Regions from separate parts of the Mus musculus genome. Here regions 2 and 3 are each linked to region 1. A link is a contact called in ENCODE POLR2A ChIA-PET data. All regions are on one chromosome and are shown on one strand. Each heading gives the region's core, a stretch centred on a gene start or an enhancer-like site at or near the end of the contact. The rest is flanking DNA. Distances are from core to core; before and after follow the strand shown.

What was found. ChIA-PET counts read pairs that join two places held with the same protein, here RNA polymerase II (POLR2A).
Region 2: POLR2A ChIA-PET joins it to region 1 with 17 read pairs in Patski. The contact joins the promoter of C920021L13Rik here to the promoter of H2ac21 in region 1. POLR2A ChIA-PET finds 5 or more read pairs at or near these places in 2 of 5 experiments (Patski and embryonic stem cell).
Region 3: POLR2A ChIA-PET joins it to region 1 with 12 read pairs in Patski. The contact joins the enhancer-like site here to the promoter of H2ac21 in region 1. POLR2A ChIA-PET finds 5 or more read pairs at or near these places in 2 of 5 experiments (Patski and embryonic stem cell).

The regions. Positions count from the first base shown.
Region 1 is chr3:96,218,028-96,221,161 of GRCm38, forward strand. H2ac21 (H2A clustered histone 21) reads left to right here and starts at 1,858. Exons shown (of 1, transcript NM_178213.5): 1 at 1,858-2,327. The coding sequence starts at 1,889. The coding sequence ends at 2,281. H2ac20 (H2A clustered histone 20) reads right to left here and starts at 2,853. Exons shown (of 1, transcript NM_175662.2): 1 at 2,386-2,853. The coding sequence starts at 2,817. The coding sequence ends at 2,428. It overlaps H2bc21 (H2B clustered histone 21), which reads left to right and starts at 3,045. Exons shown (of 1, transcript NM_178214.4): 1 at 3,045-3,134.
Region 2 is chr3:95,869,677-95,872,774 of GRCm38, forward strand. C920021L13Rik (RIKEN cDNA C920021L13 gene) reads left to right here and starts at 1,846. Exons shown (of 4, transcript NR_040446.1): 1 at 1,846-2,009. It overlaps Mrps21 (mitochondrial ribosomal protein S21), which reads right to left and starts at 1,838. Exons shown (of 3, transcript NM_001355759.1): 1 at 1,777-1,838; 2 at 818-939. The coding sequence starts at 900.
Region 3 is chr3:96,574,207-96,576,906 of GRCm38, forward strand. No RefSeq gene overlaps it. Among named protein-coding and RNA genes, the nearest start is that of Gm15441, 8.8 kb to the left of the region's middle. Within about 2 kb of position 1,450, at least 1 of the 3 ENCODE cell types and tissues checked has a DNase peak (open chromatin) inside an H3K27ac peak, as active enhancers do.

The DNA.
Region 1 (3,134 bases), core at 608-3,107:
CAAGCTTTCCATCTTTGTTCTTAATACAATCATAGTTGCAATAATATCTCTTTTTTGCTGAAAGGTCTGTCTTGGGCAGATCAAGATTTTGAGAGGCATTAGGGGAGGGGAGGGAAGGGATTGTGGTTGGAATAAAGGGCGAGCACTAAATAAATGTTTGCTTAATTAAATGTTTGGGCAGGACCTCTGCTGCCTTAGGGAAACAATCCCAGAGGTCTCAGAGGAAATACCAGCCAGCTGGTGAGTGATGTGTGCACTCTACAAATGGCCTGTTTGTCTCTTCTAGGAAGTCTCTGGCTAAAATTCAAGCAAGGGAGCTCTAGGGAGCAATAGACAATTACATACTGGCCTATGTAGACTTACCTAATAAGATTTTGTATGGAATTTAAAATCTCAAAATAATTTTCCCTTATAGAGGAAAGTAATGGTGGACAAGTTACTTCATTATGCCCAATATCTGGTTAGTGAAATATTATGAATAAAGTCATAAAGAGTATATTCTGAGTCTGAAACACTTGGGTTAGCGAGGGACTACAATGCCCTTTAACAAGGGTCTAAATCCCCTTGAGCCCTTTTTTCTTTACCCACAAAACAGAAAATTACATCCACTTTGTAGATGGCCTATAGCACAGGGTGAATCACACTTGGGTTGAGCGATCTCTGTCCCGTTAGCCTTCTTCACAACTCAGATCACTGAGAAGAAAACCAGAGGTCAAGGCGAGGGGGTTCACTGACTCTTTAAGCAGAACCTCACAAGGTGCCAGGGATATGTGTACGAGATTTTCCTGTTATCTGGGTTTTGTTCTCAGCCCCAAATGCCTCAAAAGTTAATGTTGTTAGAACTTGCATAGCAGAATGGCTGTCTAATGCTAACAAAATACCCTGCAAACTTAAGAATAGTTTAGAATGTAACTGTAACTTCTAGAATTAGATACAGTTCCCTTAACAGGCTCCCTCACCGTTCACCCCCCACCGTCTTATCTTGGTACCTGAAAGTTTTTGGGTGCAATTCTTGGGATAGGGCAAAGGAATGCAGAGCTCATGTTTCAGATGCTAATATGATGCTTGTTGAGACAAACGAGTTAAACATTTAGTAAACGCCTGATACCGGAGTCTGAGCTTGTGAAGCGAATCTGAATTAGCTGGAAGCTTGTAAGCCTCGCCAGAGGGAAGAGCTGGGGATAGGACAGTTCAGCTGAACTCGCGGATTTTTTAGTGGGGAGAGAACCGGAGCAGGGTAAAGAAAACCCCAGATCAAACGAGGACATCTTAAAAGCTAGAGGGAAAAGGTGGTGGCAGACACCTCCTAGAGGTCAAAGACGATGGATACAATGTCATCTAGCCCTTGGTCAAACGACCCAGGGGCAAAGATGGGGAGCCACTGTCAAGGGTAAGGAAGCGAAGCAACTTTCCTAATTCCTTTACGGAGCCTGCTTGTGTGAGACATGGAGAGTAATTTAAAGCTCCGGGGTGGGGGTGGGGACAGAGCAAAATCCCATACTTCAAGGGGAGTGTTTCGAGTTTTGTGCTCTTGGTTGTTTGTTTAGATTTTTCAGCTCTAAACTGGGCAAACAAAACAAACCTCTATAAATTACCACAATAAACAGCTCCGCGAAATTCTTCTGCCCTTAAAATCCTACGATGTAAGTGAGGGCCTTTAAATGTGGCTCTCATCGATTGGTAAATTCCTTTTTCAAAAAATTCGTCATTTCCTGTACTGCAGGATGTAAACCACCGAGTCTAGCTTCTGCTTTCCCATTGGCTGTTGGAGACAGCTCCATTTTAAGCCAATCAAGCTACTTTTCCTTCACCCCTCCCGATAGATCTTATAAATTCACCTTTCCATATCCTTCCCTTGGAAAAAGCAGCAGAAATTGCTTATTCCGCCATGTCTGGCCGTGGCAAACAAGGAGGCAAGGCCCGCGCCAAGGCGAAGTCGCGGTCGTCCCGCGCCGGGCTGCAGTTCCCGGTGGGGCGTGTGCACCGGCTGCTGCGCAAGGGCAACTACGCGGAGCGCGTGGGCGCCGGCGCGCCGGTGTACATGGCGGCGGTGCTGGAGTACCTAACGGCCGAGATCCTGGAGCTGGCGGGCAACGCGGCCCGCGACAACAAGAAGACGCGCATCATCCCGCGCCATCTGCAACTAGCTGTGAGGAACGATGAGGAGCTCAACAAGTTACTAGGGGGAGTCACCATCGCCCAGGGCGGGGTCCTCCCCAATATTCAGGCTGTCTTACTTCCGAAGAAAACGGAAAGTCATAAGCCTGGAAAGAACAAATAACTATTATCCCTTTCCACACAAAAAGGCTCTTTTAAGAGCCACCAAAGTGTCATCCAAAGGGCTGGTCACAAACTGGCGCGTTAGCTAGCTCCTTTGTAAAAGATTTGGTGGCTCTAAAAAGAGCCTTTTTGGATTCGTGTTGAGTTTCACTTGCTCTTAGCCTTGTGGCTCTCGGTCTTCTTGGGCAGCAGCACGGCCTGGATGTTGGGCAGGACGCCGCCCTGTGCGATCGTCACTTTGCCCAGCAGCTTGTTGAGCTCCTCGTCGTTGCGGATGGCCAGCTGCAGATGGCGCGGGATGATGCGCGTCTTCTTGTTGTCGCGGGCCGCGTTGCCCGCCAGCTCCAGGATCTCGGCCGTTAGGTACTCCAGCACCGCCGCCATGTATACCGGCGCGCCGGCGCCCACGCGCTCCGCGTAGTTGCCCTTGCGCAGCAGCCGGTGCACACGCCCCACCGGGAACTGTAGCCCGGCCCGGGAAGACCGCGACTTGGCCTTGGCGCGGGCCTTGCCTCCCTGTTTGCCACGGCCAGACATAACTTAGAGTATAATGTAGGACACACCGAGGTGACAACTTCTGTAAAGCTAGGTTGATTCGTCTCTAAGGCCTTTATAGGCGCTCCTAGGGGTGGGGTGAGGAGGGAGCTTTTCATTGGTGGTTATTTGGCCCCTGAGAAGTCCAATGAAATCTGAAATTTTAGGCTTGTACTGAAAACGCAAGTTTCGCGTATGGGCCAATGGAAATTAAAAGTACTTTGAGACCTAATTTGCATAAGGCGTTCATAAAGGGCTCAAGTCCTCCGGGTCCCTGGTTGATTTTCTACTTACTAGACTGTTTTCCACTGTTTGCTTTT
Region 2 (3,098 bases), core at 596-3,095, 350 kb before region 1:
GGAGGCAGGAGGATCAGGAATCAAGGTAATCCTTGGCTACACTGCCCATTCTAGGCCAGCCTGAGCTACATGAGATGAACAAAAATCACAGAGGAATTAATCCTCTCTAGTAGCCTTATTCCACAGATACTGGCTCAGCTGAAATGCACCATGCCTCTGCTTCTTGTTTCTCATTCCCCTCCCAGACTTTTTTTTTTTTTTTTTTTTTTTTTTGACATGAGGAGGGGTCATCTGAGACTGAGTCTAGTCACCATCATCTAAATTATTCTCAAATTCTTCCTGTCTCTACCTCCCAGGTGCTGGGATTACAGTGTGCCCAGCAGTTTTTCGGGGTCTTTGGATAGAACTCAGATTTATCATCAAGGGATGATAGCTGCTTGTTGGATAAGCTCCATCGAGCTGAATTTGGAGAACTTCATTTTTAGGATAATAAACTGAAGGGATAAGAAGTGTCCAGAGGGGCTGGAGAGATGACTCAGTAGTTAAGAGCACTGGCTGCTCTTCCAGAGGCCTTGAGTTCAATTCCCAGCTACCACATGGTGACTCACAACCATCTGTACTGAGATCTGGTGCCCTCTTCTGATATGCAGGCATACATGCAGGTAGAACACTGTATGCACAATAAATAAATTTAAAAGAAGAAGAGGAGGAAGAAGAAAGAGGAGGAGGAGGAGGAAAAAAGGAGGAGGTGGAGGTGGTGGTATTCAGAGCCTACACAGAGCTGGCACCAGTGGTAGGCTTTATGAGGTGGTAGGCTGGGTGCAGGATCACCTCACATTTCCCACGGCTGGTCCAGGCAAGACTCGACTCATTTTACCTGTTCAGGGTCCGGTAGGCACCTTCCACGTTCCCCTCCTGAACCATCACTGTCCTGGCAATGAACTTCAGATGTTTAGCCATGGCCTCGTATTTAAATCTTCATTCTTCCGGGACTACAGACTGGACATCGAGCATGGAAACCAGAGACTCAATGTAAGAGAACAAAGCCCAACAGAGTCACAACTTACCATAGGTAGTTTTTATTTAATTTAGCAACAGAACCAGCTTGAGATCCACAGAACTGGGCTGGAGGAATTCTCCATATCTTAGTAAGTACAAGTAAGTCTGGAGAGATGGCTCAGTAGTTAAGAGGATCCAAGTTCGATTCCCAGTACCCACAGGGTGGCTCACAACACATACAGTCCCAGGGAATCCAACACCCTCTTCTGACCTCTGTGATGCACAGACATACATGCAAGTAAAACACTCACACACATAAAATATAAATAACTTTTTTTTTTAATGAAAAAGTACAAGCAAATTGTTAGCAACATTTCTTTCACTACGCAGTGATATGGCTTAGCAGGTAAAGGCGCTTGCCACCAAGCCTGATGACCCGAGTTAGAGCCCTGGATCCTTACGGTGGAAAGAGAGGACAGACTCCTGCAAGCTGTCCTGACTTTCGCCCCTCCCAACCCCCCGGTCACACCAAGAAATAATTAAAAGATAATTGCCGGGCAGTGGTGGCCCACGCCTTTTATCCCAGCACTTGAGAGGCAGAGGCAGGCGGAACTCTTGAGTTCGAGGCCAGCCTCGTCTACAGAGCCAGTTTCAGGGCAGCCAGGGCTACATAAAAACACTCTCGAAAAAGCAAAGCAAAGCAAACCAAAAAATAGGTTTCCGCTGAGAGTTAGAAAGAACTCTTCGTCCGCCTCTAGGCACCACGCGAAATCTTGCCCTCCCGCCATACTCGCTTTGCAGCTCAGTGAACCCCCCCACACCCCTCGAGCTCCCTACCTGGGGCCTCTGAATTCGGACTCCGGGTCTCTGCGGACCGGAAGCGGAAGCTACGGAGTCCCGCGACGGGAGGAAGCTACGCTGCAGGGCTCAGCCGACTGCAGCTCCGCTTACCGTCTGACCTTGCGAAGGTTCGGTGCTGAGCGCAGGCGCTGGACTTTCCGCCTGACAGTCAAAGGAACAGCGTCCTCACCTTCCTATGGAGGAGTCGCGGTCGTCGGGTCTGCGAGAAGGTCAGCCCGATCCGTAGCTCTAATCCTGTTAAACTTTTACTAGATTTGAGCGATTTCGTTTTCTGGATGGGAAATGGGAAGCGTCCTGAGAATATTTTCTATTTAAAAAGGACAGATCTGCTCACCGGGTGAAAAAAATGGCTCCACACCCCCTAATCTGCCTAAAAGTTAAGAAAAGAAATTACATACTGTGAGTTTCCCATTGCATCAGCTACCTAAGCCATTTCATTAAATAAAGTAGAATCAAAAAGAAACAAATGGGAAACGCCTGCAGAATTTTAAATCAAAATATTGTTGTTTTAATGCCAACTTTGCCATTTGTTGCCTTGTAAGATCTAGTAGAATTTTTTTTTCTTCCATACGTCTGGACAACCCTATGTGTATGTTATCCCCACATCTCCATATATGGTTATTTACATGGGTTTAGAAGTATCCATATACAGAAAAACCTACCCACAACACACACAGATGCACCCTCATCTGTTACTTCTTTAAGGGATTTGCTTTTATTTTGTGTGTGTGTACGTGTGCCTGCGTGTATGTATGTGCACCGTGTGCGTGCGTGCGTGCAGGAGCTCAAGAAGGATTGGAGAGGTGTTGGGGCCCTGGAACTGGAGTTAATAGGAGGCTCTGAGCTGCCATGTGGGTACTGGGAACAGAACCTGGGTTCTCTGCAAGAGCAATTAATTTTCTTAACCACCGGGCCATCTGGCCAGGTCATTATCAGTTAATAGGTATTCACACAAAATTTAAGCCTGCCTCGTAGTAAGCCAAATCCAAAGTCCCAAACTGAAGCTAGACACCTTTGTGCTTGTCAGCAAACCTAATTGAATGACTGTCCTCTGCTAAGCACTGCTGATACTATTCCAGTGTCTCTTGTACAACTGACAGTATGTAGACACAATTTTAGGCCCAGTCGCATATAATAAGTGCAAAATTAATTCTATGGACAGTACGTAATCCGTTAGAAAGGAGTTCTAGCTTCAGATTCTAAGCATCAGCAGACGTATGACTTTGAACAAGTTACTCAGACTAGGGGTCTGCACTTTTTGTCTAAATAAAAATATTGGAATACTACCATGTTTATTT
Region 3 (2,700 bases), core at 200-2,699, 360 kb after region 1:
CGGTTATAAGGTTTTCCTGCTTTCTTACTAGTTGTGGGAGTTGCTGGTCCCCAGCTACCCTGGCTGCAAAGGTTCTTGGAAACAACTGGCGATGTGCCTGAGGTATCTTTAGCTTGCCTGGCCGAAAATAAGGTGAGAAGATCAAGGAGATCGAATGACAGCTTGGCCAAACGGGCATGTCCCGCCATTTGTAGGACAAAGGTTGGAGTGACCACTGGGGATCAGTTGTGCTGTCTCAAAGACAAAATGTCATACAAATCAAGTCAGATGTGAACTCTGCCCTGCCTGGACTCCTGCTTTTACTGGCAGGTGACCTTGTTGGACCAAGCAAACGTCTGGAGTCCCGGTTCCATTTGTACCTTTACAAGTGAGTCTACACCAACCCTACTGTGGAGTAGGGGGTCTCAGGAGACAGCTCATGTATCAGATTCGTGTACCAGACATGAGACTGAGGCATGGGGGGGTCATGACACAACATTCCAAGGGTACAAGACTATGGAGTAAAGACACCAAAGCCCTGGGGTGATATTTTGCCTATCTGAGATGACAATTGTTCCCCTTGACTTAGCTTCTTCATTTCTTTTTTCTTTCTTTCTTTCTTTTTTTTTTTTTTTTTTTTTTTTTTTTTTTTTTTTGGTTTTTCAAGACAGGGTTTCTCTGTATAGCCCTGGCTGTCCTGGAACTCACTCTGTAGACCCACTTCATGCCCAGCTTCTTTTTCTTTTATTTCCATTGAGACAGTGTCTCCTGTGCCCCAGCTTGGACTCAAATTTTCCATAGAACCAAGGGTTAGAGGCATACGCTTTTATGCTCAGTTCTGTAGTGTTAGGGATAAAGTCTAGGACTTTGTGTATGCTGGGCAAGTGCTCTGACTACTGAGCTACACCCCCAGTTCACACCCTGCTTTATTCTCTACCAGCCCACACCCTTCTTTACTTTCAAAGTTCAAACAACCATAAAAGTAAGTTGCAGAAACCAACTACCTTTCCCTTACCAAACCGCGGTGCCTAATCGCTCCATCCACCTGCCTTCTGGCCTTCAGTTTTCTTTGTTCTCCACTCTCAACCTAAATTTGCTGCATCCAGATCTCTATTTGGTCCTCTCTTAAACCACATGAGTCCTTGCACCTGTTCACCGACTCCCCATTTCACGGGTCCTACCTAAGGAGGTGAGGCCTGGGAGGGTAGGTGTGGAACATGGGTTAGGTTTTCCTGCTGTAAAATCTAGTCTGCAGTCCAGGCATTGGAGCAATTTAGACAATAAGAACTGTTCCTAATGGGTATTATGTACCTGGGTGGCAAACACTGACTAGGTCTATGTAAATTAGTAGGCCAGGCCTCAACTGCTGTGCTGCCTGCCTCTCCAGGAAGAGCGGCTTTGACCCTGTCTGCTGGACCCAGGCTCCAGCCTCTGCCTGTTTGGGAGTGCTTGTGGGAAGTTGGGGAAAGGTCAGTGGACATGGTTTAGCTATTGCCTGGAACCAATTAGGAATTTGGGGAAGCTGCTGTGTCTCGTGTCACTGGCTTTGTCCAACAAGGTCACCTGCCAGGGAAGGCAGGAGTCCAGGCAGGGCAGAGTCCAAGAATGACTTGATATTTATGACACTTTGTCTTTGAGGTAGCATGACTGATCCCAAGTGGTCATTCCAACCTTTGTCCTCCTTTCTCCTGCGCCAGGGGAAAGGCAACGTGAAGGGACGGAACTGTGGAAAGATGGGTGGGGACTAGTGTCCTGCCCTCCTTTACCACCTTTAGTTCGGGATCTTTGGTCCCACCACCAAGTTCCCAGGGATGTGAGTTGGCTCATTCGGTGCTTGCCTCCAAGCCTTGCATGTGAGCCCCCAGACCCATATGGCAGCAGGAGAGTACTGACTCCAGCAGGCTGTCCTCTGGGCTCCCCACACACGCCATTTTGTACACCCTTGGCCAAATAAATGAAATGTTAAAAAAAAAAAAAAAAAAAAAAGAGGAGCATCAGGTGGGCTAGCCTGTGGCAGTGTCTCTCAACATAGACCTGGACTTAAGTAATGAGGGTTAGGATGGTGTCTCCCCTCCACTGTGTGTGCACGGGACAACGTAGGAAAAGACAACAGGTAAACAAAACAGAACCAAACCGTTCAGGATCTTTGTTTTCGGCTGTTTCCTCCCTAGCTACAGTCGCTGGCTGTAGAACTGTGGGAAACCCCAGGGACAAGTCTCCTGGCCCCGCCCTTCCCTCACCTCGGAGAGCTAGAAAAGGAAACACATCAATCACCACAAATTGCTCAATAACTCTGGAATGTTCGCTTCTATTCCTGTTCCCGGCTCTGCTTTCTTGGCTGGGCTTCTATCCCAACACTTGCTACCACATTTAAACGAGGCCTTGAAGGCGCTTCTCCTCCATGGAGTCTAAGCCCCTCTTTGCCCTGTACAATGGGGTCAGAAATACCTGACCTTGGATTTCGGTTCTCTAACCCACGATGCTGTAGGAAATTCGGTCGGCCTGTCTAAAAGCGATTGGGAAGCTTATTGGACGCTTCTCACACAGTCCATCCTTAGACTATGAAATGCTCAGTGGGGCCTCCCGTGGTAGCACGGCAGATGTCTCTGCAGGTCTCCTTACTCTGTTTCTATACTGGACACGCAACTTACTCGTGGCTGTGGCATGGCAAGTGCATGCAACCAATCAGCTCGAGGAAGCCTTCCTTAGAAGCCAATCAGA